Regions from separate parts of the Homo sapiens genome. Here region 1 is linked to region 2. Evidence: chromatin loops called from intact Hi-C (ENCODE). Cell type or tissue: endothelial cell of umbilical vein. All regions are shown on one strand. Links, peaks and the distances in the headings refer to the core of each region. The heading gives the core; the rest is flanking DNA. Region 1 overlaps MYO9A (myosin IXA). Region 2 overlaps THSD4 (thrombospondin type 1 domain containing 4).

Evidence for each region. Peaks named below come from ENCODE experiments on the same cell type or tissue, not always from the same donor. Only the 100,000 strongest peaks of a DNase experiment are listed, where the experiment ranks them.
Region 1: a loop joins it to region 2, with 3 times the contacts of the local background. A loop is called at or near these places in 1 of 110 quality-filtered maps.

The regions. Positions count from the first base shown.
Region 1 is chr15:71,841,656-71,858,568 of GRCh38, reverse strand. MYO9A (myosin IXA) reads left to right here. Exons shown (of 42, transcript NM_006901.4): 35 at 4,000-4,192; 36 at 6,309-6,437; 37 at 7,211-7,316; 38 at 8,402-8,533; 39 at 9,601-9,724. Among named protein-coding and RNA genes, the nearest start is that of NR2E3, 40 kb to the right of the region's middle. In endothelial cell of umbilical vein, for the core only: a CTCF peak has its summit at 7,550 (motif pointing right); no DNase peak of the experiment used is centred there.
Region 2 is chr15:71,749,905-71,763,925 of GRCh38, reverse strand. THSD4 (thrombospondin type 1 domain containing 4) reads right to left here. Exons shown (of 18, transcript NM_024817.3): 15 at 5,851-6,024. Among named protein-coding and RNA genes, the nearest start is that of NR2E3, 54 kb to the left of the region's middle. RefSeq lists an enhancer at 1,499-2,698. In endothelial cell of umbilical vein, for the core only: a CTCF peak has its summit at 11,074 (motif pointing left); a DNase peak (open chromatin) is centred at 11,075; H3K27ac peaks cover 1,438 bases.

The DNA.
Region 1 (16,913 bases), core at 4,560-9,559, 99 kb before region 2:
CAAGTGTTCTCATTGTTCAATTCCCATCTATGAGTGAGAACATGCGGTGTTTGGTTTTCTGTCCTGGCAATAGTTTGCTGAGAATGATGGTTTCCAGCTTCATCCATGTCCCTACAAAGGACATGAACTCATCCTTTTTTATGGCTGCATAGTATTCCATGCTGTATATGTGCCACATTTTCTTAATCCAGTCTATCATTGATGGACATTTGGGTTGGTTCCAAGTCTTTGCTATTGTGAATAGTGCCGCAATAAACATATGTGTGCATGTGTCTTTATAGCAGCATGATTCATAATCCTTTGGGTATATACCCAGTAATGGTATGGCTGGGTCAAATGGTATTTCTAGTTGTAGATCCTTGAGGAATCACCACACTGTCTTCCACAATGGTTGAACCAGTTTATAGTCCCACCAACAGTGTAAAAGTGTTCCTATTTCTCCACATCCTCTCCAGCACCTGTTGTTTCCTGACTTTTTAATGATCGCCATTCCAGCTGGTATGAGATGGTATCTCATTGTGGTTTTGATTTGCATTTCTCTGATGGCCAGTGATGATGAGCATTTTTTCATGTGTCTGTTGGCTGCATAAATGTCTTCTTTTGAGAAGTGTCTGTTCATATCCTTTGCCCACTTTTTGGTGGGGTTGTTTGTTTTTTCCTTGTAAATTTGTTTGAGTTCTTTGTAGATTCTGGATATTAGCCCTTTGTCAGATGAGTAGATTGCAAAAATTTTCTCTCATTCTGTAGGTTGCCTGTTCACTCTGATGGTAGTTTCTTTTGCTGTGTAGAAGCTCTTTAGTTTAATTAGATTATTTTTCCATGTACCTTTATATACTTTTACCTATCAATATTCACTAAATGTAAAAAGTGCAAAAAAAAAAACTGTCGATACAAACATAATGTTGACTGAAAGCTAGAGACAAAAGAGTACATTTAAACAAAGTTCAAAAATAGATTAAACTAACTCAAGGTGCACATACTCTGTTTTTCCATTTATATAATATCCAAAAGCAGGTAAAATTAATTTTTAGTGACAGAAGTACAGATACTGGTTATTTGTGAAGGGTAAAGGGCATAGTGGCTGGAAGGGACCTGGGGGAATTTTAAACTGCTTGGTAATATTCTGTTTCTTAATCTGGGTCTTTGTGAAAATCCATTAAGCTGTAACTTGCAATGTGTGTATGTCACAGCTCAATAAAGATTTTATTTAAAATACACATTGAAGTTAGTTTAAATGAAAAATAACTATGAAACAAAAACTATAAAAATATATTTTTAGAAAAATACTCAGAATTTTTTTTTCCATTGAAAATAGTAAGATTAATTTGTCTCTTCATTTCAAGAAATAGAATGTTCTAGCATGTTTGCTTTAGATTACTTAGTTTCAAATCAAGTTATTTTTAAAGTTTTTGTTTAATACCTAAAAGTATTTTGTTATTTTGCTTCCACAAGTCATAACATTTCTAATGCCATAGGGATTTAAATAAACAGAATATGTATTTGCACATCTGTGTCCCAGCATTAGGAAAACATTTGACTAAAATTTAATCATTACAGCAAGCCTTATTCTATTCTATTTCTATAATAATTTTTTCAGTATTTGACGTATACCAGGTTGTCATGCTGTGTATGTTCAACTTAATCTCTACAACAACCCTCTGAAGTAGAAAGGAGGTATTTCTGTTGCAAATGTGAAATAACCTAGCCAAGTTCACATAGTGACAAGGCAAAACTTTTAATATGCATCCTCTAAATATTCCAAGATTGTGTCCTATTCTGCCTTAGACTTGGAAATGCTTTTCAGAGATGTTGTGTGATATTAAGATAATTTAATGTATGTCAAAATAGACATGAAATTAATACTCTAAGGATTAAGAGCTGGAATGCAGAGCATGTAGATACATGCATGAATGATGCAAAATAATACTGATAATACTGCTAAAACTAATAAACTGATTATTCCTTTATTTAAAATTATCTGGTAGCTTCATTTCCGTAGCCACTTTGCTCTGCCTACCTTTGTAGTTTTATATTTCCTGTGCCTAAAAGATCTTGCTTTCTTTACTTATCTATTACTTGCTTTCCAACACTAAGGTTGAACATCAGGTCTTTTCAAGATCATTAGTTGTTTGTTATCCAGCCCAGTCTTTCCTGATCTAGTTGTCTCTCTTCTGTGTTTCCATAATAGTTAATCTATTTATAATTTTACTTATCTCCACACACTAACACTACTAGTCTTTTTCTTTTTTTTTCTTTTGAGACAGAGTTTTGCCCTTGTTGCCCAAGCTGGAGTACAGTGGCGTGATCTTGGCTCACTGCAACCTCTGCCTCCTGTGTTCAGGTGATTCTCCTGCCTCAGCCTCCTGAGTAGCTGGGATTACAGGTGCCCACCACTATGCCTGGCTAATTTTTGTATTTTTAGTAGAAATGGGGTTTCACCATGTTGGCCAGGCTGGTCTTGAACTCCTGACCTTAGGTGATCCACCCACCTCAGCCTCACAAAATGCTGGGATTACAGGTGTGAGCCACTGTGCCGGGCCTAACACTACTAGTCTTAAGCAGAAGGCCTTGATTTTGTTTCCTTGGTACCTAACACATAAATGACAAATGTATGAATGTAAGGCTGGAAAGTAGAAATTAGAATCAGTTCAAGTAAGTTCTTGAGTATGAGACTCAAGAATGTTTGCACTTTAGTTTGCTATATACTAATTAGCCGCTAAAGGTTTTTGAGGATAATAAAACAGATTATATATACTACAGAATATATTAAAAGGAGACATATGAATATGGGGAAAACTCGCCAAGAAAGTGTTGAAATAGTCTAATTGGTTAGTGATATAGTTTTGAGCTGGGGTGATGACACTTAGAACAGAAAAGAAACAATAAAGAGGATGAACTGATTGACTTGGCAACTGGTTGGATGCAGGTTAAAGGAGAAAATGGAATATATAGTTAGGGAAGGACAATGGTACAGGAGAAGGAAAGACAGATTTGCAAAACAATTTTCAGTCTCAGAGATAATACCTGCCATTTTTCTTTTCAGTGAATTACTTCAAATAATCTTAAGGGTAAGCTGTTATGTTGCAGTCACATAGGATATAAAGTAACCTATAGGTTAATAAAGTATAATATTGGCTGGACACAGTGGTTCATGCCTGTAATCCCAGCACTTTGGAAGGCCAAGGCGGGCAGATCACTTGAGGTCAGGAGCTCGAGACCAGCCTGGCCAACATGATGAAACTCCGTCTCTACTAAAACTACAAACATTAGCTGGGCGTGGTGTCATGTGCCTGTAGTCCCAGCTACTTGGGAGGCTGAGGCACGAGAATCGCTTGAACCTGGGAGGTGGAGGTTGCAGTGAGCTGAGATCGCATCACTGCACTCCAGCCTGGGTGACAGAGCGAGACTCTGTCTCAAATGAATGAATGAATGAATGCATGAATAAATAAAGTGTGATATCAGATACGCTATTCAAGTCCATACAAAAGAGCTGTAACAGTAGTCATGGGCTGATCTGTGTGTACCTCTGCCTTTAATTATGAAATCATTTTTCAGTTAAACTTCCGTAAAGTTTATATAAACATCAAAGCATTCTTATGCTTAAGAACTTGCTGACAACTCTAATTCTTATCAAATTAGTAGATTTTCTAGTGGTATCTGGTAGGTGGTCAAGCTGTTTGCATATAAAATCCAACCCTTTTCCCCACACCCAAATCCCACCTTTGCTTTTGAAGCAATTTTTTGATAGGAGAAGCTGTAGCCCTTTGCCACTGCCTTCATTCTTCACTCCATTATTTTCTTTTGGAGATTCTGGTGGAAAAGGATTGAAACTAATATCTCATTTATACTTACTTAAACATAATTCCCTTTCTCCCAACTCTTCTAACTATGCTCATAAAACTTCAGAGAAATAAAAAAGTAGCTCCTGGTAAAGAAATGGTTAAACATGTTTCAAGATGTTTGAATGCATTTGGAAACTAAAAATTATCTTTCATTTAGTATGATCCAGAGCTGTCATCTCGACAATTTGGGGTTGAACTGTCCCGTTTGACCAGTGAAGACCGAACTGTTCCTTTAGTAGTGGAAAAGCTCATAAACTACATTGAAATGCATGGACTGTATACAGAAGGTATTTATCGAAAGTCTGGTTCGACTAATAAAATCAAGGAGCTTCGGCAGGGTCTAGATACAGGTAAGATAGTGCCCTCTAAATCATAATGAAATACTTTTATTTAAATAGTTCCTTTCATGCTCTTAAAGTTTTCATTACATGTCAATCCTTTACTTAGCAGCCAGAAGAATGCATTCTTTTCTGTGATGCTTTGTTATCATTTTTTGGCTTTCTAAAGAGTCTTTGGTTTCATTTGGTCAACTCAGCAGACATATATTGAGCATATAATTTGCACTTGGGACAGATCTCATTTAATTTTTGTAATAATTTAGTAAGATTGTGATACCTCTGATTGACAAAGAGAAAAACTAAGGTATAGGGAAATTAAATAATGAGCTGCTGATGATGATGCAAGGTGCTGTACTAATGTTTTTATAATATTCACAACAATCCTATGAATTAGGGATATTATTATCCCCATTTACAGAAAAAGGAACTGAGGCTTACAGAAGATCTTGCCCAAAGACTGATCGCCAATAAGTGACCAAATTGGAGTTAACCCCAGATCTTCTGAATTCATAATCTATTTCCCCTTTCTCTTTATTATTCTGACTCCAAGGGGTACTCTTTCCTGTGTATCATCTTCTTGCCTGCCTACACTGATGACAGTTACTCAAACTGATAATTAGTGAGTTGAGCATGTATCTTTGTAGAGCTGTAGTTTTAGTACTGGAATTCATGCAGGGGACTGACTCTGGTTTCATTCTCAACTTCTACATTTTACCACTGTTGGGAAGGAATAGATCTTTTTGAACTAAACAGAGTAAAGCATGTCCTTGTGTGGGCAAGAACCTGTGTTCAGTGCTGTTTCTTATGAACAAATCAATGAGAAATGAATTGAGTATGAAAATAATAACAATGACTGGTAAGACTCAGGCAGGAGGTTCCGTCTACAAGAGACTTGGTCTACTTTGGTTTACAGGCAGTTACTGACTTTGTCTCTGATACCTTGAAATAGCACAAGTGAAAATCAATCATCCTGAATCTTCCCCAGTCATCTAATCTGTATATCCTTAGGGAGTTTATAAGTGAAACGGGTGAAGGTGTTTCCTTTACATTTTCTAAGCTCAGTTATCACTGTCCTTTTATCTCTAAGAATGACTTAAAATTAGCCTTACTTTCAGAAAGTGTCCTGTATGCGTTTTTTCATTTGTCATGTAAACCATTGTTACTCAAAGTGTGGTCTGTGGACAAATCCAAAACCAGGTAAGTACAGAAATTGAGAGCAAGCATGTAGAGACGTTTATAGCAGTATAACAGTGCTTCAGCACGAAAACATTCATTCATTCATTCATTCATTCATTCAGAGACAGTCTTGCTCTGTTGCCCAGGCTGTAGTACAATGGTGTGACCTTGGCTCACTGCAACCTCCGTCTCCTGGGTTCAAGCAATTCTGCCTCAGCCTCCCAAGTAGCTGGGATTATAGGCGTGTGCCACCACACCCAGCTAATTTTTATATTTTTAGTAGAGACAGGTCTCACCACGTTGGCCAGGCTGCTTTCTGTCTCCTGGCCTCAAGTAATCGGCCTGTCTCAGTCTCCCAAAGTGCTGGGATTACAGTCATGAGCCGCTGCTCCTGGCCATGATCTTTTATTTTACACATTTCAGTCCACAACAGGTTTGGAAAACAAATACACAAGACGTATTCTTTCACCACAGTTAGAAGCACAGTTCCAAAGCATGGAATTACATTGTGGAAAATAGGTTAGTCAGTTTGACTAAGAAACATGAAGCCGGCCGGGCATGGTGGCTCACGCCTGTAATCCCTCCACTTTGGGAGGCCAAGGCAGGTGGATCACCTGAGGTTGGGAGTTCGAGACCAGCCTGACCAACATGGAGAAACCCCGTCTCTACTAAAAATACAAAATTAGCTAAGCGTGGCGGCGCATGCCCGTAATCCCAGCTACTCCGGAGGCTGAGGCAGGAGAATCACTTGAACTCGGGAGGCAGAGGTTGTGGTGAGCTGAGATCACACCATTGCACTCCAGCCTGGCCAACAAGAGTGAAACTCCATCTCAAAAAAAAAAAAAAAAAAGAAACATGAAGCCTTCCTTTAATGATGATAGTTTCTAAAGTGAATTATTTGAATCTCTTTGCATGTTTTGGCTCTGTTAATCTAACTCTTGTCTCTAAATAGATGCTGAGAGTGTAAATCTAGATGACTATAACATACACGTCATTGCAAGTGTATTCAAACAATGGCTTCGAGATTTGCCCAATCCTCTCATGACCTTTGAACTCTATGAGGAATTTCTTCGAGCTATGGGTAAGCATAGGCTTCCTGGGTTAGAGAGAAGGCCTATAGTTGGGAAAGAAATGCCATCTTGAGTATAGATTATCAAGCCATCCTCTAGTGGTTTAATTCTTATAGATTCAAAGGTAAGCTTTTGACAGTGAATACAAAACGGCTAGTATACTGTCACCTATTCAAATGTTGACTTTTTAGAGACTCATCAAAACGTTAGTGTCCTAAAAATTTTCTGAGTGAGACACTTGGTTGCTTCTTACAAAGAAATGGAAAGACTGGGGTTATAAAACAGATTAAAATATTAAAAATAAGTTTTAAGATTAGGCTTATGTTCATTTAAATTGGAAATCTAGGCAAGAACTATGTGTAAAGCTGGCTGTTTTATGCCAAGCTTAACAGGTTTCAGAGTTTAGTTTCTCAGTGCTGTAAGTGCGTAGGATATTGATAAAGGCCTTCCTAGAGGTATTTAGGCCCTGAGGATTCATAAATTATGTTGACTTTAATGGTAAATCAATCTGCTACACAATGACTGAAAAACTAGAACATCTCTATCCCCTTGCTGTTATTAAGGATTACTGTGATATAGGTTCAAACTAAGGAGACTGTTTATGAATATAGAACTCAAGCAAAAGGAGTTAAATAGTTACTGTGAGTTGCTCTTCTCCTGCCCTACAGGTACAACTACTCCTAAAACTCTGTAGCCAGCCTTCTTTGCTTCATAGTGTCTGGGAGGAAGATACACTGTATAAGGGGGGATATTTAGTCTTAGTTTCTGCTCTTACTGTTTTTAGGCCTTCAGGAGAGGAAGGAGACAATCCGTGGTGTATACTCTGTGATTGATCAACTCTCCCGAACTCATCTCAATACACTGGAACGCCTCATCTTTCATCTAGTCAGGTAACTTTAAGAAGCAAGGGAACGATTTTTAATAGTTTCTCTTGGATTATTTTAAATAGATAAGGAATTTCTCCATTTGGAAGACTGACAGGTATTTATTTTTTCTTCTATTTATAAAGTCAGTGTCTCAAACAGGTGGTTAGGATACCTTGGAGCAGAAATATTCAGCTGAGCTGGAATGCATGGCAGTTGCTTTTCTGCCCTTGTTTGAACCATGTAACAGCTTCAGCCTCATGGTGGCAGTGTGTAGTTTAGCCTGTTTTCTAACAGCTGAACTAGAAAGGATATATAATCTATTGAAATGACCTAATTCATATGAGGGGTTCAGATCATTCTCAGGAATTGACCAAAGAGGCGTCAGGAGTAGTGTCTCTTCCCCTGTGTGTAAATATCAGCAGTAGTTGAGAAGAAAGCCATCTTTATTTTTGGTTAAAGCCTCTACTCTGCATTCTTTTTTTTTTTTTTTTTTTTTTTTTTTTTTTTTTTTGAGACACAGTTTCAGTCTGTCACCCAGGCCGGAGTGCAGTGACGCAATCTCAGCTCACTGCAACCTCCGCCTCCCCGGTTCAAGTGATTCTCCTGCCTCAGCCCCCTACATAGCTGGGATTACAGGTGTGCGCCACCACACCCTGGCTAATTTTTGTATTGTTAGTAGAGACAAGGTTTTGCCATGTTGGCCAAGATTGTCTCAAACTCCTGACCACAAGTAATCTGCCCACATTGGCCTCCCAAAGTGCTGGATTACAAGTGTGGGCCACCGTGCCTGGCCGATTCTGCATTCTTTGGACATGTTCATCTAGTGATCTTGGCCTAGAGCAGGTAGGTCACAAATTTCCCTTGGGAAGCTATCGGCTGACCTAGACTGCTTCAAGGAAAGAACAAGTGAAAATACATTTTCCAGAGACAAAGGAACAAAGGAACAACTTGGGAAAAGTCTGCAGACCCTTAAACTTAATGGATATCCTTCTAGTACTATGCAGTTCATGTCATACTGTCTTCTTTTGCTCATCTCTTCTGCCTATTTCCCTATGGTGCTCCCTTTTTATCCCTTACTCATTTGTTTTTTGTTTTGTTTTAATTCTTAGGATTGCTCTGCAGGAAGACACTAATCGAATGTCTGCTAATGCTTTGGCCATTGTGTTTGCGCCCTGCATTCTCCGCTGCCCTGACACCACTGACCCACTACAAAGTGTACAGGACATCAGTAAGACTACCACGTAAGGCCAGTTACCATAACCTTTGCAAGACCTCAGGGACTTCTGACTATGTAGTCACTGTATCCAGATATCAAACATAGTGAATGGGTTCATAAATTCAGGTGTTTTTAAGAAGATTGTTGGACACTGCTGGGTTTTCTTATGCTGAGGATGCAAACTCCTGGATTCAACTGAGCATCATTTGTCTTAAAGCATCTTATTTTTAAAATCTGGCTTTTCTTTAGGACTGCTTGTAGTTTCTAAATAGATTTTAAATTTCCATTTTACCAAATTATGGACACTTAGTATCTTCCTGTAATCTAGTCTAACTGTGGTCTTAATGGCTCTGAATCCTTTGGTCTTAATACTTCAGTATTCCTGTATTTCACCTTGGTCTTTTTTCTTGAGGCTCTGCTTTCCTTCTAACATGGTTTTCTTTTGCTCTCCTCAATCTTGACTGCAAAAGGAACTTTAAAAAATATATCAATATTTGGATCCCATCCCCAGAGAGTCTGATTTAATTGGTGTAGCGTGTAGCCTGGGCATTGGGATTTGTAACTGCTCTTTATTTTGTATTATTTTTAATTAATTAATTAATTAATTTTTTGAGATGGAGTTTTACTCTTGTCGCCTAGGCTGGAGTGCAGTGGCATGATCTTGGCTCACTGCAACCTCCACCTCCCAGGTTTAAGCGATTCTCGTGCCTCAGCCTCCCAAGTAGCTGAGATTATAGGCGTGCACCACCATGCCTGGCTGATTTAGTATTTTTAGTAGAGACAGGGTTTCACCATGTTGGCCAGGTTGGTCTCGAACTCCTGACCTCAGGTGATCCACCCGCCTCGGCCTCCCAAAGCGCTGGGATTACAGGCATGAACCACTGTGCTCAGCCATAACTGCTCTTTAGATGGCTTCTAAAGTGCAGCCAAAGTTGTGAACCACCATTCTAAACCTTGTCTCTGAGTTTATCAAGTAAGGGATGTTAATTTTTTCCTTCATCTTTCAACTGTCTACCACAAAAACAGTCTGTGAGTGCTATACTTTATTTACTTCACCTCTTAACAGTTTTTTTCTCTTTCCTTCTGTTTCAGTTGTGTGGAACTGATTGTTGTGGAACAAATGAATAAATACAAGGCTCGTCTCAAAGATATCAGTAGCTTGGAATTTGCTGAGAATAAGGCAAAGACCAGGTTGTCACTGATTCGTAGATCAATGGTAAGATGCAACACATGGAATAGTGGAAAAATGGGAGTTGTCTTGGGAATTTAAATGTGCTTTTGTGGTGTATACAAGGATTATTATCAGAATCTTTTTTATAAAAAACAAGTAAAACGTCACCAAATCTCAAGGTGCTATGGATTCCTCATGTTTAATCTGCTGGCTCTCTTTAGTTACATTATAGAATCTATGTGATTAAGTGTGCAGAATTTTTCAAATCAAGTATTTAGATAAAATGTTGGTGTCTTAATAATCTGCCTTGCTTTCTTTTCATGTCCTTTCTATGAAAACGTAATCCTCTTCTAACTTTTTTCTCCACTTCCTTCCACTGTCTGTTCCCGCCTTTAATCGTGTCACTTTTGGTGGTCCTGCCAAGACCCCTGGGATGTAGAGAACTTAATCATTTGTAACTGAATTTAAATGGAATCATTTGATTCTTAAGGAAATGGAATTCCATCTATGAGTCTACTGTAATCAAAAAGTATTTCTTTGAGTTTAGGGTTAGGTTTTGAGACAGTCCTTGTAAAACCGATAATTTATTTCCTTGGTTTGCCCACTTTTTAATATCTTCCTTTGCAACCAGTAACATATAACTCCAGTTCTCAATGACCACTAATCAATAGCTTCAGCCTTATTGATTAGTGGTCATTGAGAACTGGAGTTATCCATATATGTTACCCTGAAGTCAGTTTTCAGGATAACTGGAAAACTGCTGCATTAAGGTTTATTTATTGCCCATTTGCCACCCTTCCTCTCAGTTGTAAAATAAAATTGTGACAATGAGCACGCATTTCAGATTCCCAATAAATCTCTAAAGAGAAGCAGGCTTCATCATGCCCTTACTCTTTCAGGGGTCCAGCAGTACTTCCTCCCATATCTTCACAGTTTGCAAATTAGCACTAAAATAATTCTTTTTCTTCCTTTATTATTTAATCTGCCTGGCACAGAATAAGTGCTTAACAAAGGTCTGTTGATTAAGGTAGTGAAGGGTCTTCTGTAAAAACAAACATAAGCATGGGCTTTTTGCAGGCAGTAAAGATATTAAATAAAACTCATCATAGGGGATACTATCTAAATCTTTTCCCCAGAAATTAAAAACAGAAATCCCACTTAAAAGTGAAACATTTCTGTAGTATGAATTTTCAGGAGCTCAGTTCTGAGAGGCCCAATTTAGTGGTGGCTATCCAGGCAGGAAGGGAAGAGCCTTTTGCTATAAACCTACTTTTCAAAGCAGATAGATAAGCTGCGCTTTTTTCCAGTGCTGCAGAAGATGGATATTCAGTCCATTGCAAGATTAAACCTTCTCTTTTAATGAGGCAATGACATGTACATTCTAACCTTCTGCTTTCCTTTTCATGTCCTTCCTAATCCAGAAACCTGTACTAATTGCAGTTAGATTCATGAACATTACCCGCAATTCAGTCTCGGTATGTATTAATAATGCAATGTGTCACAGCCACTCTACATTATTGTCTCTCGTTCATCCAGGAATTGTTCCGCCCTGTCTATCATTCATGCCTGTCCACCCTCCATGTTCGGCCCCAAGTCAGGTTCTACTTTTTGATTACCTTTCACTTGCTTTTCTCTTAATCTCTTTCTTTAGATCCTTCATTTTCCTTCCTCTGTATTGTGTAGTTGAACAGCATCCATTTAAAATACACTGGTTTTTCCTCTTTGTTAGATGAGCCTCCTTTTGGGTTTCTTCTTTGGTTGAATCATTAAAAGGTGAAAGTTAAAAGCATTGAGATATCAAATTAATTTCTGCTCTATGAGCTGTGTTCCCAGCAATCTCCTCCACTTTATTATTTGAAATACTTACTATTACTTTCAGCATCTCCTATCATTAGTAATGCTTATTTGTCCATTCATATCTGTGACTCCGATGGTGTCCTCCCAGATGTAGAAATATGGTTCTTATCCACTTAGCATTTATCAGACAGAGCTACAAATAGGAGTGAACTAATCCAAATTGGTGGACTAGTTCTAGACTTAAATATTATGGTATGCTAGAACTCATACCAGGATCTCATTGCTGGTATCCCTCTTCAGTTCCATTGATTGTACAAAAAAAGGAATGGGGGGGATGGAAGGCTGAGAACACCAATATTTGTGGAAAACTGTCCACCTGTGTTGTAACCATTTTATTGAGGAGGCTTAACTTGTTGGGATGCTAATACAAGTCAGTTTTTCTTTTTGTCTATAACTGCCTCTTAACTCCAGCCTGTCAAACTTCCCTTTCCCATTAGATATCAGTTACCTTAACAGCATCTTGAAACCAATTCTATAATTTTCAAAAATTCATTTCATTCTAGTATTTAAGAGTCAGTTCTCTTCATATTAAAACTTCAGTCAGTTTTAATCCAGTGCTCTTCTCACTTCCTCCCAGGGCAGACTAGACCTTTATCTGGAACTTAAAACTTTGGAGGGTAGGTGGGTAATTTCTGTTTGTCAGACACTTCTGCCTTTCGTCTTTCTTGACCCTTTCTCCCCTGATGTTGAGACTGGGAGGAGTGATAGGGGAGGCAGAATTCTGTATGATATCTTGGTGTTGAGATGGCAGTCCACTTTCTTGGTTGTTCAACACTGCTATTCCGGCTCATTGTCAGTAGGCTAAGTAAAGATAAGTAGTAGCTCCAGTTTACCCTGTTGACAGTGAACTCAGTTCTATCTCATTTCTGTAGGCACTGATAGTCCCTTGCAAGATATGGTTACATCTTCTGGCTAAATCCTGGGTGTTGGCATTCACACCATATGGGAAGCTGTCAAACTCACAGGGCAGATACAAGTTTTCCAAAATTCTCATATTTGTTTGAAAGCTTGAAATTTACTCACTGACAACAAATATCGCCATTTGTTTCACTTGCAGTAACAGATTCCCTTCATATAATTTCAAACCACGTACTCAAGAAGAATAATCAAACTTTGTCAATTATTGTAAATACTGTTTCATTAATAAAGCAGCTAATTTGGCTTGCAATTCAAAGAATTGCACTAATACTCTTTCTTGAGATAACCATTAGTATGTGACAGAGTTGCTGTATGTGTAATTTCCAGTTAATCATACAGAAAGTTGAAAATAGTTAATTTAACAGTTAAGAAGTAAATAAAATTAATTTACACCTCTTGTTCAATGACATGAAGTGAAACTGACTTTTTAAAAACTAAATGTGTGGTAGCAAAAGAATATGAAGACTGCTAGAACCATTTGGTATCATTACCTTGATTCACGTAACGGTGACAGCAGTTGAACCCACAATTGCTTGTATGTAATTAGTACAGATGTCAACAAGTGAAAATGGCAAATAGCATCTTAGTATAATTATGAAAATAATTTTGACATTGTAGACCCTGTGAAATGGTTTTGAGGACATCATCACACCCCAGCATCTTTGCTGGGGATCTGTGGGCTACACTCTGAGAACCACTGCACTATAATACATATAATACTACCGGCTCACTGCACTTCACAGAAATATTTGATGAGAATAATTCCTTTTCATATGCAAGATATAAATACCTACAAACAGATACTAGCTGTATTTAAAGTGCTTACTAACCCTGATTATCTGGTGAACCATAACTGCAGGCATTGGGATATGATTTTTGAACAAGCTTGGATACCTAGTTATAATACCACACAAAACAACCAGTCTTTTCAAAAAAAAGCCTTGGATAAAGGATCTCTCCTTATCAGGAAAGCAAACTCCTCAGGAAGTGGTCTGATAATTCAGTTCCTTCCTATTTTTGTGACTTAACAAAAGGCACTCAACAGTGATCTTCCGTCTTGCCCTGAAGTGCTATTTTTGAGTAAAATTTCATTAGGATTCTGAGATTTGTGTTTTAGCTAGTTATATTATTATTCTGTCTAGATAATGCATAGTTCCTCCTCCTCACACATTTAACCCATAGACAAACCCTAGTAACGTGTACTTTCTTTGGGTCTTCATAAAGTATCATGACTTTCTGCATGAGGGTAATATATGTCTTTTTCTAAATAGTCATCAGGTTTACTAAAGGCAATGCAATTCATTCCTTCATTATCACCATGAGTCTCTTTTACTGTTTAGGCTTACTTCGATTTATAGTATTTAATTTCTTTGTGCCCATCAATCATGCCTTGCCATTCCTTCTTGCATTCTTTCGCTATCGTGAGCCTTACAGAATTTTCAGAAGAAATCAAAGCTCTCCTCATAGGCCTTATTCATTCTAACACTGGAGTATCTTCTATTTGTTTCCACTGTTATCTTCTTAAAGTCTTAGGAGAAAATGAAAAAGTGAGTTTCAACTGATTCCCTCAAATAGGGTATCCTGTTTCCCTCAAATAGGTATCACTCAGATCCCCCACATTAGAGCATTTGACTCTCAATATTTTTGTTACAGTCTGAGAAGCCTGTAATGGACTGGTCTCACAGAATTCTCACCCAAATTAAATAATTAAGACTGTCTGTTTCAGAATATCATTCTTAGAAAAAATAGACCATAGAATCATATATAGACTTCCTTAGACAGAGCATGGCAAATCTATATGATTAGGTGATTGAATGTGGGTATTAGAAAGCCTGTCCCAAAAGGAAGGAGGGAGAGATGGATTAGACAGTACTGTGTGCCAAATATGGTGAGAATACTAAGGAAGAAGTACTTAATTCTGCCTGGTGGCACAGGGAAAGGCTGTAGAAGTGACATGTGAGCTAGCTCTTAAGGGATGAGTTTAAATTAAGCAGATGGAGAAAGAACTACCAGTTGGTAAAAGTCAACAAGGTTTAATTCTGTAAAAAGCTATATAGCTTACATATAAACTTGTATATATAATTGTGCAGAAGGGAAACCTTAAGTTAAAACCAAAATAGGCTTTGTTTTGAAGCAAACTCTAAGACATTAGTACTATGGGGTCTTGAAGAGTGAGCCAGGACTCACAAAGTCTCAGAGTTTAGTACTTAATGTAAATTTTGGTGCTTTATATCTTATATTTATGATAGGGAATGGGAACTGATGTTAGCTACTATTTTTTAGCCATAAAAACAATTTCCTCCTGGGTCGTCTTCAAGGTTCTCAATAAGAATAGCCAAAAAGGGGCTGGGAGTGGTAGCTCCCAGAACTTCGGGAGGCCGAGGCGGGCGGATCACTTGAGTTCAAGACCAGCCTAGGCAATGCGGTGAAACCCCATCTCTACCAAAAATACAAAAAAATTAGTCAGATGTAGTGGTGTTTGCCTATAGTCCCAGATACTTGGAAGGCTGAGGTGGGAGGATCGCTTGAGCCTGAGAAGCAGAGGTTGCAGTGAGCCAACATAGCACCACTGCACGCCAGCCTGAGTGACAGAGTGAGACCCTGTCTTAAACAAAAACAAACAAAAGAGTAGCTGAAAAGAATCCTAAGACTAATCTATTTATTTATTTATTTACTTTATTTTTGAGACAGAGTCTTGCTGTTGTCAGCCTGGGCTGGAGTGCAATGGCATGATCTCAGCTCACTGCAACCTCCGCCTCCCCGGTTCCAGCAGTTCTTCTGCCTCAGCTTTCCAAGTAGCTGAGATTATAGGTGCCTGCCACCGTGCCCGGCTAATTTTTGTATTTTTAGTAGAGACGGGGTTTCACCATGTTGGCCAGGCTGGTCTCGAACTCCTGACCTCAAGTGATCCACCCACCTCGGCCTCCCAAAGTGCTGGGATTACAGGCATGAGCCACCATGCCTGGCCAAACAGACTAATTTAAAAAGAAGAAGAGATAGGAGAGTTGTCTAAGAACTTCCTCTCATAAAAACATCAGACATAAATAGTTTCACAGAGAAAACGTACCAACTCTTTAAATACATAATTACAATATAATTTAAGCTGTCTCAGAGCAGAGAGGGGAAAAGGTCTTTTTTTTAACTAAAAGAGTCTAACATTGATCCTCACCACCCCCCGCCCCATACACACACACACACATGCATACACAAAGAAAAGCTAATAAAAATTGCATATAGAAATTTTTTTTTTTTTTTGAGGTGGAGTCTCGCTCTGTCACCCAGGCTGGAGTGCAGTGGTGCTATCTCAGCTCACTGCAAGCTCCGCCTCCTGGGTTCACGCCATTCTCCTGTCTGAGCCTCCCAAGTAGCTGGGACTACAGGTGCCCGCCACCACGCCCGGCTGATTTTTTTGTATTTTTGGTAAAGACGGGGTTTCACCGTGTTAGCCAGGATAGTCTCGATCTCCTGACCTCATAATCTGCCCGTCTCAGCCTCCCAAAATGCTGGGATTACAAGTGTGAGCCACCGTGCCCAGCCACATATAGAAATATTAAAAGCAGCAGAGCACAGCATGGACTCTGGACTAGACTTTTGGGTGTAAATCCTAGCTCTAGTTTACTAGTAGTTGTGATATGGGCAAGTTATTTAATCTCCATGCCTCAGTGTTCTCATCTATAAATTGGTTAATAGTACCAAACTTAGGATTAAATGAGTTAATTTTTTGTTTGCTTTTTAATTGAGACAGAGTCTCGCTCTGTCACCCACGCTGGAGTGCAGTGGCACAATCTTGGCTCACTGCAACCTCTGCCTCCTGGGTTCAAGCGATTCTCATGCCTCAGCCTCCCGAGTAGCTGGGACTACAGGTGTGCACTACCACGCCTGGTTAATTTTTGTATTTATTTTTAGTAGAGATGGGGTTTTGCCTTGTTGGCCAGGTTGGTATTGAACTCCTGACCTCAGGTGATCTGCCCTCCTTGGCCTCCCAAAGTGGTGGGATTACAGGTGTGAGCCACCATGCCCAGTCTAAATGAGTTAATATTTGTAAAACCATTAAGAATTATGCTTGTTATGGACCTCTCTCCATAGAGAGAAAGAGAGTTCTTATACACACACCCCCATACACAGATAGCACTTGATATATAAATGTAGGACTGCCTCATCTATGAATATTAATTCAAAAATCCTAGGTTAAAATATCACCGGCACTTTGGGAGACCAAGGCATGTGGATCCTTGAGCCCAGGAGTTTGAGACCAGCCTGGGCAACATGGTGAAACCCCGTCTCTACAAAAAAAACAAAAAAAACAAAAAAAAAAACTACCCCTGGTGGCGAGCACCTATAGTCCCAGCCACTAGGGAGGCTGAGATGAGAAAATCACCTGAGCCTAGGAAGTCAAGGCTGCAGTGAGCCATGACTGCACTCCAGCCTGGGTGACAGGGGGAGACCCTATCTCAAAAAA
Region 2 (14,021 bases), core at 8,520-13,519:
CCTGGCTAATTTTTGTATTTTTTTGTAGAGATGGGGTTTTGCCATGTTGCCCAGGCTGGTCTTGAACTCCTGAACCCAAATGATCTGCCTGCCTCGGCCTCTCAAAGTGCTGGGATTACAGGCATGAGCCACCATGCCAGGCCTTGCCCGACTAATTAAAACAATTTTTTTTAGAGACGGGGGCCAGGCGCGGTGGCTCACTCCTATAATCCTAGCACTTTGGGAGGCCAAGGTGAGCAAATCGCCTGGGGTCAGGAGGCTGAGGCAAGATAATCACTGGAACCTGGGAGGTAGAGGTTGCAGTGAGCCAAGATCGTGCCACTGCACTCCAGCCTGGGTGACGAGCAAGACTCTGTTTAAAAAAAAAAAAATTTGTTTTTAGAGACAGGGTCTCATTATATTGCCCAGGCTGGTCTTGAACTCCTGGCCTCAACCAATCCTCCTGCCTCGGCCTCCCATCGTTCTGGGATTACAGGCGTGAGCCACTGTGCCCAGCCTCTTAATACTTTTTGATTTAAAGTTGTAAAGCTGTGGTCTATGTACTTTATTATAGACTTTAAAGAATCGACTACCTTTATAAGAAGCCTGCAACAATGTCTGCAGTTCAAACTCTAAATATTAGCTTTGCTGTCCATAGGCAGCCACACAATCAAATAAAAATAGAGAGAAAGAAAAACACGCATCTACAGAAAAAAAAAATTATAAAACCCCCAAACCAACAAATGATGAAGTAGTCACACAGGGCATGAAATAGCAGAGGCCATCAGTTTCTGCTTTGTCTATGTCTTCTTTTTTGCCATCTTCGTAGCATTAAAAAACTACGGGATTTTTTTACTAAAAAAAAATTTTTTTTTTGAGATGGAGTCTTGCTCTGTTGCCCAGGCTAGAGTGCAGTGGTGCAATCTCGGCTCACTGCAACCTCTGCCTCCCAGGTTCAAGCAATTCTCCTACCTCAGCCTCCTAAGTAGTTGGGACTACAGGTGTGAGCCCCTATGCTTGGCTAATTTTTGTATTTTTAGTAGAGATGGGGTTTTGTCATATTGGCCAGGGTGGTCTCAAACTCCTGACACCTCAAGTGATCTGCCTGCCTTGGCCTCCCAAAGTGCTGGGATTATAGGCGTGAGCCACTGTGCCCAGCCAAAAAAAAACTATAAGATTTCCCACTCTGTTTCTCCTATTTTCTTCCATGTTAGTTTATGATTTGGAGTGTATTCGTGTCTTGTCCTTTTCTTTCAAGTGCTGCAGGCAATGGAAGAACTGAAGGCAGGAGAAGAGCCACAAGCTGCAGCAGGCAAAGGTCTGGCCTCTCCTGCAGGAGGAATGAGGATGGGGCAGGGGTGGGCGGCAGGGGTGGAACACTAGACTGAAGTCAGGAGACATGGAAACTAGAGTCTAGACAGTGTCGCTAAATAGTTCTGTGTCTTTGGCTAAGACGTTGCACTTTCCCAGGTCGCTGTGGTCTTATCTGAAAAGAGAAAGTGAGGGGTTTGAAAACATAATCTGAAAGACCCCTCAATGCTATGAGATCCTACATCTGTACTAAGTGTGTGGCAGAACAGAAGACTGCAAACTTTGATCAAAACTTGTAGTTATCTTCTGCTATTTTTGGCAAGTCCTTGAAGAGATTGTGTACTTCAGGGAGAATGAGCCCGTCTCAGCCTTCTCTTACTGTAAATGCTCAGAAATGGCAGAATATGTGCGTCTGGAAAGTGAATGAATGTGTTCATGTGTGTGTATCTCTATCTCTGTGTGTGTGTGTGTGTGTGTGTGTGTGTTTGCACACGCGCATGAGACAGCATTTGAAGACAAGAAAGGGCAATCAGCCTTGATGGACCAGAAATTATGGGGAATCTTTGAACAATGAAAGACAGATGAGATCAAATTGAAGAAGGAAACTATAGTCCAAATGCACACAGAGGAGGAGCTCTAGCAAAACTCATGTGCTTCAGGCTATATTGGTGGTGGACATGGAGATCAGGATGGAGGCCTCAGGACAATGAGTGATCAGCTGAGTTACTGGCCAAGAGCAGCCGGGCTGGCCTGACTGTGCCAAGGAAGAGGAAGCAGTGAGTCATCTGCCAGAAGCATTCGTGTCAAAGTGCAAAATGAAGTCATTTTCAGGTATTCAAGGGCTCAGAAACCTTACCACTTACAAATCCTATTTGAAAGACTTCCTGGGTTATAGTCTTTAGCAAAATAAAAAAGAACCAGGAAGAAGACACAGGACATAAAAGAAGGAGCTGGCAAAGACACCAATAAAAGCCGTTATTACTAATGGATGCCAGGTGTCTTTTTGGAATGATAAAAATGTGCTGGAATTGGATAATGCTGAATATGGTTGTACAACTTTGTGAATTTACTAAAAACCAATGAATTCTATATTTTTAAAGGGTAAATTTTATGGTACGTGAATTATATTTCAATAAAAAAATCTTTGGGGGGAAAGCAGAAAACTATTTTAAAATTTAAATCTATATTTTCTATAAAATTAACATTAATCTGGAGCTAGATCCAGATAATATCAACATCTTTTTGGAGATATTGTAGATTGAGAGAGTGGAGGTAAATAAAAGGGGAAGGCTTCTATTTTCTTTTAGGAGAGGATGTGGTCACTGATAACTTGACACTAATGGAGACATAAAAGTTTAAAATTCTGTGCTAAAAATTTGAATCTTATCACAGAAGAAATACCACTAGAAGATTTATAACTTCCAAAATGTTGGAGGGGAAAAAATGGAATTAAGAAAACCTGACTAATAACAAGCATGTTGAAAGGAAAGAGGAAAGAAGCAAGAAAGCATGAAAATAGAAAACACAAAATAAGATGGTAGGGAAAAGTCCAAACATATAAGTGATTACAATAAATATAAATGGTTAAAATTTAACTCTTAAAATACAGAGGTTTATAGATTGGGTAAAAATAAAGACAAAAATAGTCCTGAAAGACATACCTTAAAAATACATAGAACGTTTGAAAATTAAGAAATTGATGAAGATACATCAGGTGAAAATCAACAATAAGAAACAAGATGGAGTAATTCAAATAGTAGATAAAATGTAATCCACAGAGAAAAGCACACATGAGAAAAAGTAATATTTAATAGGGATAAATGCTTTCAGTGAGAAGTGATGGCAATTAGGCATGTTTCTGTACCTAAAGAATTCCTGCAGTTGCACTTTTGTGGATCACTGATTCGCGAAGAGATGAGAATAAATATATCTATTGCAATAAATGCAATCAATAAAATGCAATCCAGACCCAGAGGCAGACAAAATGGCTGCTCCTGAAGACTAGAGACTGTGACAGATCTCCCCGGAACTAAGACAATCTAAGGTTGCAGTAAACTCAGAATTGATAGAGAAGAAAGGAAATAATTCTGGGCATAAATAATAGACTTGGTAGACTCTCATGAGTAAGAGTTGGGCTACTGTGCCTCCAGAGTAGAAAAAGACTCCCTAAGCTTGATATACTCCTAGTTAGTTTCCAGGGATCTGGGAAGCAGCAGAAATGGAATATATTCCTTTCTTGGTGGAGTCAGAAAGACTCTAAAGCCAGAAACTCCTTGGTCTCTGCCTCTCCATGGACTTAGGTCTCATTCTCTCAGACTGGCTTTTTGCACAAGCCTCAGTAGGGCCACTGCCAGCCCTTGAGCTCACAACCTCTTAGTGAGTCTCTTCCCTAAAACACAAATGAAATGTCCTTGGGAAGGATTCTGTGGCTCAGCTTGGGTCACACATCCACCTGTTGGATCACATGTCTACTCCTGGACTAATCACTGTGACCAGGCTGGTGGGGTATTCGAAATACCAACTTTCATTCAACCCATATGGTGAGAAGGAACATTTATTTTTATATTCTGAAGCCAGTTAATGTTTAAAACTTACCTTTCAAGAAATAAGCATGCTCTTATTTCATTTTCTTTGGGGATAATGTCAAATTCCTAGGGCAGGGAATTTCCAGCAGGCCCTGACATCCTTATAAATCCAGAACCAAAACCCTTGGCCACATTCAATTGTATCTTGACCCTTTTGGACAACAGGGCAACAAATCCTTTGTTTCTAATCTTAGCAGAAATAAAGGTTGTCTTTGCCAGGGTTCATACCACCCTTGGTTCTTTAAGCTTAGGTCTAAAGTCAATAGGAAGCCACAAGCAAAAAAGGCCCTGAATCCTGCTCCCTTCTCTTCTAAGAATGGTAGACATATGAGTTCGATTGTACTGCTTATCTTCACGTGTGTGACTGTAATGATCTGATATGATTTCACACATCTATGGATATTTGGTATAATTGGTGTCCTATATACAGTCGCTGCTGAATTATCTTTGGGGTTTAGGTCCTATGTATTTTACTACCAGTAATGAGATAGAAATAGCTGGCAGAAAAAATAAACATAGAGAGATGGGAACCAATATTTATTAAGTGTTTCCCATATCCCAAGCAATGGGTAATTCTCTTTATGTATAGCATCTTATGAAAACCTCGTAACAACCTTAAGAGGTTGATATGATTACCTTCATATTCAGATGAGGAAACAGGCTCAGAGAGGTTAAATCACTCACCTAGAGCCAGAAAACTCATGAGAAGTCAAGCTGGGATCAGTTAGCAAATGTGTCTAACTTTGATATTCACCAGAGTAGCACTGGAAGTACTTGAATTCTTTCTGAATTCTCTATATTTTAAAAAACATTAAAGGGAATTTGAATAGAAAAACATTTCCCTATGCTTTTTGCATAAAAACTCTACATTGAAGTGGCAGAGATGATAGGGTTTGAATATTTTCACATTCTATTTCTCACTTGCCATTATACCACATGCACTTTCACATCTTCCTAACGATCGCTGTCATTGTCACCTTATATTTTACTGAGTTATGATATGCCATAATATCTGTAACCATCCTGCTGTCATGAACATCTCTGTTGAAAAAGGCTGTTTTTTTTCTTTTGTTAATTATTTCCTTAAAATGAATCCCCAGGAGTGGGGTGACTGGGTTAAGGCAAAGGAACATTTTTATGGTTCCTGACTTTTATTGCCAAATTGCTTTCCCAAGGGCTTGTGTCAATTTACAAGGATAAGGCAGTGCATTTTTTTCCAAGGTCAGTTTTTAATGCTACTTAAAAGAAATAAAATTCTATATGGAGCCAGAGGTCTTGATAATGTGTAAATCATGATCATAAGCCAAACAGTCCTTGGAGAACCAGCCAGCCCTGGGAGCCAAATGCTAAGTGGCTCAAGAACTCCAATACTGATGATAATCAAACCAAGGCAGTCATTTCCACATTTTCTTAGTGGGGTTCACGTTCAATTTTGGAAGAGTGAGGGAAAATGTAATTCATCAATTATTAAAGTATTCAGTATTATTTATTCTTCATAATGAACAATTCCAACTTTTAAAATTTCTGCTTCTGATACTGTCAAATACAGAAAAACTGGCTTTATTAACAGGAATAATAGCAGCAGCCACCATTTATTTTGTGTCAGGCACTGTGCTACATACTTTATGTACACAATTTCATTTCTTCTAAAAATAACCTCATAAGGTACCATCACTGCCAGCATTGTATAGATGAGGAAAGCATGCTAGGCCATAAGCCCCCTGAGGGCAGAGATATTTGTGTTGCTCACTGATGTAACCCAAGTACTTAGATGAGCACACCGTAGGTGCTCAATGAATACTGTTGACTGACTGAGGCTCCAGAAATATAAATAGCTTCTCCAGGGTCACAGATAGACAGTGGCACTGCTGGGATTCAAAGCTGGGACACCTGACACAAAGTCCTGGTTCCTAACCCCTCTGGTATGCTGCCTTTTGCCTGACACAGGCAGACATACCCAGTTCTGGCCACTCACCTGACTCCAGCTCCCGGCAAACCACTCCACCTTGCCCGTGCAGGGTCCGTTGTCACATGGGGTGGCCTCTGCCGGCCGGTTGTTCCCACAGCCCTCCAGGGGCAGGCTGCTGACATGGTTGGTCATGCACACCACCGAGCGTGTCCGCACTCCGGCCCCACACTCCGCTGAGCACTGTGAGACAGGGGAAGGGCACATTAGTCAGGAGGCCCTGGCAGCTGCTGAAGCCACTTTCAAATGATGGAAAGGAGGATGGAATGCTTCATTTTCCTGCCGTCTGTTTCCCCTAGAAATATCTGGCAGCTTCTCGTGCATAGCCTACTCCATTATGAGATATCAGTATGGCAATTCTCTGTCTTAGATTTTCTGGGTTGGGCTTCATTCCAAATTCCAAATATCCAATCTTGCCACTGCAATTAATACACTTATACTTGTTAGACTATCCTTCCCAGCTTTTGCTTTCAAAAATATATTCAGCTTGGCCGGGTATTGTGGCTCACGCCTGTGGTACCAGAGCTTTGGGAGGCTGAAGTGGGAGGATCGCTTGAGCCCAGGAGGTTGAGGCTACACTGAGCTATGACTGCACGACTGCACTCCAGCCTGGGCAACAGAGTGAGAAGACCCTGTCTCTAAAAATAAAAATAAAAAAATATATATATATTCAGCTGAAGAAGAATGGGTGCATGAAAACCTGGGCATATTTCTACCTGCTAGTAGCCAAGTCTGGGTTGGAAAAATAGGGGGACTTAAGTCTGTCACCTCAATGTTGCTGCCTGATATTAAGGCAAATTGTTCCAGTCTCTGAAGGTCACAGCTATGAGGGGATTGGGAGACAGCTTGGTATAGAGGGAGAGCTTGGCTTTGGAACCAGGTACATCAGTGTTGATATCCTCACTAGCTGTGCGGCCTGGAGCAAGTGACCCAGCCCCTCCTACCTTTGGCATGCTCATCTAGACAACTGGCATAGAAACACATTTCTGACAGGGCTATGGAGACTGTATAATGTGCTTTGCAGATGGGAGGTGCCCAGTAAATGGTATAAGGGGCTTCAACCCCTACATTCCCACTCCAAGATAGAGAAACTAAGCCTCATAGGGATAAAATCTTCACTTAAAGCCAAATATCTATTAGTGATTTTTCTACTACAATCACACTGTCCTCTCCTAGGATACAGTGAAAACATTCCTGAGTCACAGCCCAAAGCTCATAGAGCATTTTCCATCTGTCTTGCCATACGTTGGAATGTGCCCTTATTTTGGTTCTCATCTTATCGTGTCTTTTCTTTTTTTCGAGACAGGTTCTCGCTTTGTCACCCAGATAGGATTGCATCACCCAGGTGGCGTGATCTCAGCTCACTGCAGCTTCAACCTCTTGGGGTCAAGTGATCCTCCCACCTCAGCCTCCTGAGTAGCTCCAGGTGCTCACGACCATGTCCAGCTAATTTTTGTATTTTTTTGTAGAGACGGGATTTTGCCATGTTGCCCAGGCTGGTCTCAAACTCCTGAGCGCAAGAGATCCGCCTGCCTCGGCCTCCCAAAGTGCTGGGATTACAGGTGTGTGCCACCACACCTAAACTTTATCTTTTCAAACATTTTTGGGGCGTCCTTATCTGGGTGTCCTACAGATACCTTGAATCCAGCATGTACACCTTCACCACCGTTACCATTCCTCCTTTTATTTTTCTGATTTGCTTTCAAGTTTCTACCTGGATTTAAAAGTTGACTATTCTCCTACCCTCTTGCTTCCAACATCTAGACAATCATTAGGTCTCACAGACTCTAGTTCTGCCACATTTCTCTAACCTGTCTTGCCCCTTTCCATCCATGGTTCCCAGCACAGTTTACTTTCTTACCCTGGACTGTGGCTGTAGCTTCTTGCTCAACCTCACCAGCTTTTCCAATGCATTGGGCTGCCAGGTGTTGAGAACTCCATGCTAAAAATTCCCTCTGAAGTTATCCCATTCCTAACAGAAGTCACATATGGACTTCTAGCATTAAGGGTTTTCTATAATATGGCCCCAATTGACCCAATTCTTCTAGACTAATTTCCTATTATCCTATCCCCCATACCTCCTTCTGGACAGACTCAGAGTGGCTATTATTCCCTGATCACATAAAAGGCTCACAGAGCCCTTGCCCCTGTCATTCCCTCCACCCAGAATGCTCTTTCCCTTCACTGGACAGATCAGAAGCCTTTAAGGCTCACCTCAAATACCTTCTCCTCTGTCCTCTGTGAAGACTATCTTGAGTGTCCAATTTAAGATGTTCTTTCAAGCCTTGGAATTCTCATGGCACTCTATGTGCTGCTTCCTGCCTTTGTATTATGGTTATTTGTGTCCTGTCTTTTTTTTTTTTTTTTTTTTTTTTTTTGTCTTTGCTGAAGCAGGCTTGGTGAGAGCAGGAACTAACGAATCATCTCTAATTCTTTCTCAGGTCAGTGTCTTATTCATGAGTAAATCCATGAATATCAGTTGCATATAGACTTGGGCCCTGCCTTGTTCATTTCTCTTATCTATTAGCACTTTCTAATCCTAGACGTGGCCCTTTAGCACATGACCAAAGCCCTTTCTAAGGGTTTCTGGGTCTTTTCTTAAAAATAGAGTCAATGTTTGAGTTCTACCCGTATTATTTTAGAAAATAAAGCAATAGAATTTAAATAAAAATTGAGAAAAGGGAAAAACAATCCTTACAACCTCATTTCCTTATCAAAATTTCCACTTTCATTTTTGTATGCTGACATCTAGTCTTGTAAAATCACATGCCAGCATGAGCGATCAAACATTTACCTTTCCACTGCTAAGCTGGGCTTGACCCCTTAGGGAAGAAACTCCCTCTGGAGCAAAGGGCTTGAAGGGGATCAGAACATGCCACCCCAAAATATGTTGCTTTGGCATGTTGATTATTTTGAGCTGAAGGCTATTGAGAAATAGCAGATGCAGGAAGAGCTCTCTGCCTTCCCCATTTCTGCCTAAAACCAGGGCATAAATTTCCCATGAGAAGGGTGCCCTCCCAGTGCTAGGAAGAAGAGAAGATTCTTATCACTGGAGATGGGGAGTTGACTCCAAGACAAGTCTGCACAAATAAACTTTAATAAAAGGACCCTTATCTTCTGTCAATTTCCCCCATATTTTTCTTAGTCAATTTCTCACAATTTACTGTCCCTAGAAGCCCCAGCCCCTTTCCTTTGTCTAATCACTTCTCCATAGTTTATCACCCTTTGTTAAAATGGTATATAATCCCTCAAGTCTAACTGCTTCTCTGGGGTTGTCACTTCTTTCCTATGAAGCCCCCCATGCCACTACAAAAATATTAACATCAAACAAAATTGGTATGCTTTTTATCTGTTAATCTTTTGTCAGCTTAATTCACAGACTGCAGCCAGAGAACCTAAGAATGCAGAGGAAACATTTTTCCTCCCCTACAGGTTTGCAGACATTTTTCATGTCCTTTGCTATTTTGCTATTTGCATATTTCATGTCCTTTGCTATTTTGCTAGATTGCTATTAGAAATCTGGGACAATGACTCAGTCCTTTAGCTTAAAATTTGTTACAATAATTGGAATATTCTAGGCTAAAGGATTTGTTTGTTTGTTTGTTTGTTTGTTTGTTTCAGCCATGTATGATCTGGTTTTCTTCCTAACTTTAAAACTCAAGACATTTAAATACTCTTGTAAAGAATACAATGTAGGCCAGGTGTGGTGGCTCACACCTGTAATCCCAGCACTTTCGGAGGCTGAGGCAGGTGGATCACCTGAGGTCAGGAGTTTGAGACCAGCCTGGCCAACATAGTGAAACCCCATCTCTACTAAAAATACAAAAATTAACTGGGCATGATGGTGTGCACCTGTAATTCCAGCTACTTGGGAGGCTGAAACAGAAGAATCGCTTGAACCCGGGAGGTGGAGGTTGCAGTGATGCAGTAAGCCGAAATCATGCCACTGTACTCTAGCCTGGGTGACAGAGTGAGACTCCATCTCAAAAAAAAAAAAAAAAAAAAGAATAAAAGGTAAACAGAATTTCAGTTATCTTCATGTTTCCAACCCTTAGGCTACTTGTTTCCAAGTAATTTCCATCTGACTAGCTAACTTAATTTTCTGCTTTCAAAACCAAGTAATGCACATACATTTGGGAAAGTGTCTTCACATCCCCATATACCTAATTTAAAAGAAGAATATGAAGGACCATGCCAGTGCCCAATGGGAGGACATCACATGGATGAGGCCTGTAGAGGAGTTTCATTTTATTACAACACCTTCAGTGAAAAGCCCAACAAGTGTAAACATGAAAGGAGCTCCCCACTCACGACCTGGTCCAGGAAGCCTGTCAGCAGAAGCAAGGGGAAGGAGAAGTCCCTACCAGGGAGTGGGGACTAACCTTCCAGGTGAGGCTCCAAACCACACCCACCCACTGTCCTTAAAGGATGTTCCTAAAAGGACCAAATCTGCTTTGCTAGTCAGAAGAGGACATGACTCGTAATTGAACTTCTGGGCTGATAAAACACAGAAACACATGGAATTCCTAAGCAACCCTCTGGTGGGGACTGCCTTCTCATTCCAGCAACAGTTAAATCCTAAACTTGGCCCAACTGGCCCCTAAGGGACTATAAGGCTGTAATGACTATTCTTGAACTTCAGCTTTATGCATCATTTCTTATAATTTAAATGATTCAGTATTTTTTTCCTGGAAAACTTTCTTAGAAATTAGGTGTTACCAAACTAAGGCTGGTGGACTTTCTAAAAGTGTTTTTTTCCTGTTGTGATTAAAAATTGCACATGGGCTTAAACCTATCATTGATTTGTAGAACTGAAAAGTCAACGATGCTTACTTCTGATAAGGCCCACTCTCAAGTACAAGCAGCTGAAAAGATGTTTTTAAGGTGAGTCATTAAGCCAGAAGAAACTTTGTGTCCCTAGAAGTTTAACAGAAGATTCAGACTGGGGTTACAACCTCAATTCACTTAGGTAAAGATTAATTAATTTTAAATTGGGCAATAAGACACACTCTGTACTCTTAAGTGTTTGCGAACTTTAATTTTCTTTGGTCTCTCCCTCTTGAGCTTATTGAGTCGGAAGCTGTGTCTCGTTCATGACTGGCATGTAACAGGTGCTCAACACGTGTTTATTCCCAGTAATAAAAAATTTCATAGTTCAGACTAAAGCTTAACGAGGCCATTTTCTACACAAAGCAACTATTCAAAAGTGGAAGACTGCCATCCGCTGGTCATTCCAGGGGCTGAACCTTTTCTAAGACCAACTGGTGGCCCAAAGGCCCCTGGTAACACGCAGCTGAAGAAGAATGAAGCAGCCCACAGGAAATCCTTCCCACTGTGCCAACCTCATCTAGGTCATAGCTTCAAATATATTACTGCAGCGGTTACTCAGCAATGTTACAGTTGAAAAAACTGAAGCTCGGTGAATCAGTAGCTGGCTCAGGGTCAAATACGAAATAAGTGATGGTCATGGAGATGATACCAAAGCCAATGTGCGTTTCTTAAACCCAATAGTACTCCCTTCCCACTCATCTACTCTAAAATAAGCATGAACATTTAGAATTCATGATCTATTCTGAGGGTAGATAAGGCAAAAATTATTTACTTACACCATAGCACCCAACTTGCATGATTTAGAACATCTTTTCCAAAACGAACGAAAGAGTTCCCTGAATAGAATAAAGTGCTCATTCTTTGCTCTATTTATAATTTTAAGCCAAGCTAGATTCGGCAAGAACTTATGTTGAAATGCAAAGCAAAATTACTTTAAGGGGAAATCTGCAAGTCATTATTGGAGAGGAAATAGGTAGAGTGGAAATCTTTGGAAAATTTACATGTAGCTTTTTACTGTTCTAAATAAATGTGGGAGACACACAGAGGAATGAACCACTGCAGCTATTTTCCCCACAGAGTTGTTTTTTCTCTGTACGTATTGTGCTCTGTGCCCCCTGCCTTTTCAGAGAGTGGCAAATGTAGAGACATGGAATTTACAAACTAAAGAATCATGGCAACAAAATGACTGTAAAAGCGCTCTCAGTTGCTGCTTGGAAGACTACACCGAAATAATCTTTCTGGAGAACAATTAGCTAAAATGTATTAAGAGTTCAAAAAGCATTCATAATATTTTCCCATAATTTAACATGATTCCACGCCCCCACTATTTTACAGAGATAAGAAGAGGTGCATATAAAGATTTATGCACAAGAACACTTACTGAAGTCTTTTAAAATATTCTGTTTTAAACAGTAAAACATCACCCGTGTATGGAGGCTTATAACTGTAATCCCAGCTACTCAGGAGGCTGAGGAGGGAGGATCACTAGAGCCCAGGAGGTCAAGGCTTCAGTGAGCCATGATTGTGCCACTGCAGTCCAGCCTGGGCAACAGAGCAAGACCTGGTCTCAAAAATAAAAATAAAAATAAAAATAAAAATAAAAACTAGAAAATCCCAAACATTTAGAAATAGGAGATTGTTTCAGTTATATAGTTCTATAGCTTATTATAATAAAAATCATGTTTTAAAGATTTTATGCTTATAATAATTAAGTGAAAAGAGGTGACCAAATTATACATACATTATGATATAAAGATACATTTATATCTTTAAAATACGTATGAGGAAAAAAAGCTATGTAGGTAAAGTATGTATGAGAAGAAAAAACTTGAAGTATAGCTTAATCTCAAATTTTCTTTTGGTGAAGAGGTTTGGAGCATACTTTTCCAAATTTCTCATATTCTTAAAACAATACTGTGTTACTTTTTAACCAGAAAAAAGCCAACATTTTTAAGAAAAAGAATCATTCCAATATAAAAATGAAAGTCCAGCATCATTCTTTTCATCCATTTGCTGATACAGGAAATCCATCAAGTTTACTGAGAACACGAATGAGTTCAGAAACTGAAGCACAAAAGGATTAGTTGAGGAAACTAGATATTTTTAGCCTGGAGAAAGTGGAAGGGGTTCCCCAATGGCTGTAGGGCTGTCCTTTTCTAAAGGACAGTGGGACTTAGTAAGAAACACTTTGGTTAACTGTAAAAGGAGACCTCTTGACACCTTGAGCTGTACAAGAAATAGATGTAATTGTCTGGACACAGGGTGAATTTCTGATAAAGGGTTTGGGCAAGAGCTGTGACCTATGTCAGGGGCACTGCAGAGGATTCCTCATGCTGGCAAGGAGGCTGAGCTCACAAACACCTTCCCCCACTGTTTCCGCAGTACCATGCGCTAATGTTTGGGATGGGAGGCTTGGAAAATAGGGATACACCGAAGAACTAGGATGAGCTCTCCTGGACTCAGCTTTAGGGCAGAAGCTTGAGTCAGTGGCCAGATCAGCACTTACTCTCCATCTGTTTCTCTTTGGTTAGAGCCTCCCAGATGGCCAAATTAGTGTCTGCTCCTGGGACTGGGGGCACAGTCAGATGCTCATCTTGGAAGCTCAGTATTTGCACCAAGGGCTGTCCATCTGGGGCCATCGTGGGCCTAAGGGGCAGGGGCCATATGCCATGAGGTGTGGGGAACACACAAGAAGATGAGCCGCTAGGTAAGAATCTCCAGGACCATCTCTGGAGGTGGAGTGAAGGCTGCATTTGCAGGTTTGTCCTTCCTCTCTTTCTGGATAACACTCCCTGTGGAAGTGGATTGTTATGGTGATAGAGGGACAAAATGAAGGGGCATCTTACACCGCAGAGGGAGAGAAAACCTATGTGAACACCTCTAGGGGTGATATTCAAAATACTCAATAACAGGTGCATGGTGGCCATTGACCGGTCAGAATGGACACTGACCAGTTGGAGTCAGCCAATGTGGCCGTATGGGGCATGTCTGCTGATATCCCCAAACTGCGTGAAAGGGTCCTTCTTTGAGTCTGAGATACTATGGTTGTTGTTCTCATGATGCTGGGAGTGGGGACGGGGTGGGGGCTCATGGGCTGCATCGTGTCTCCTAAGATCCAAGAACATGGCTGGGCTCCTCTGTCTTTTTTATGGCCTTGTTATTCAGAGTGTGGTCCTTGGACCAGTGGCCTCAGAGACCCTGGGAACCTATTAGAAATGTAGGCTGTGGCCAGGCACAGTGGCTCATGCCTACAATTCCAGGGCTTCGGGAGGCCGAGGTGGCAGATCACTTGAGCCCAGGAGTTTGAGACCAGCTTGGGCAACATGGTGAAACCACAAACAAATACAAAA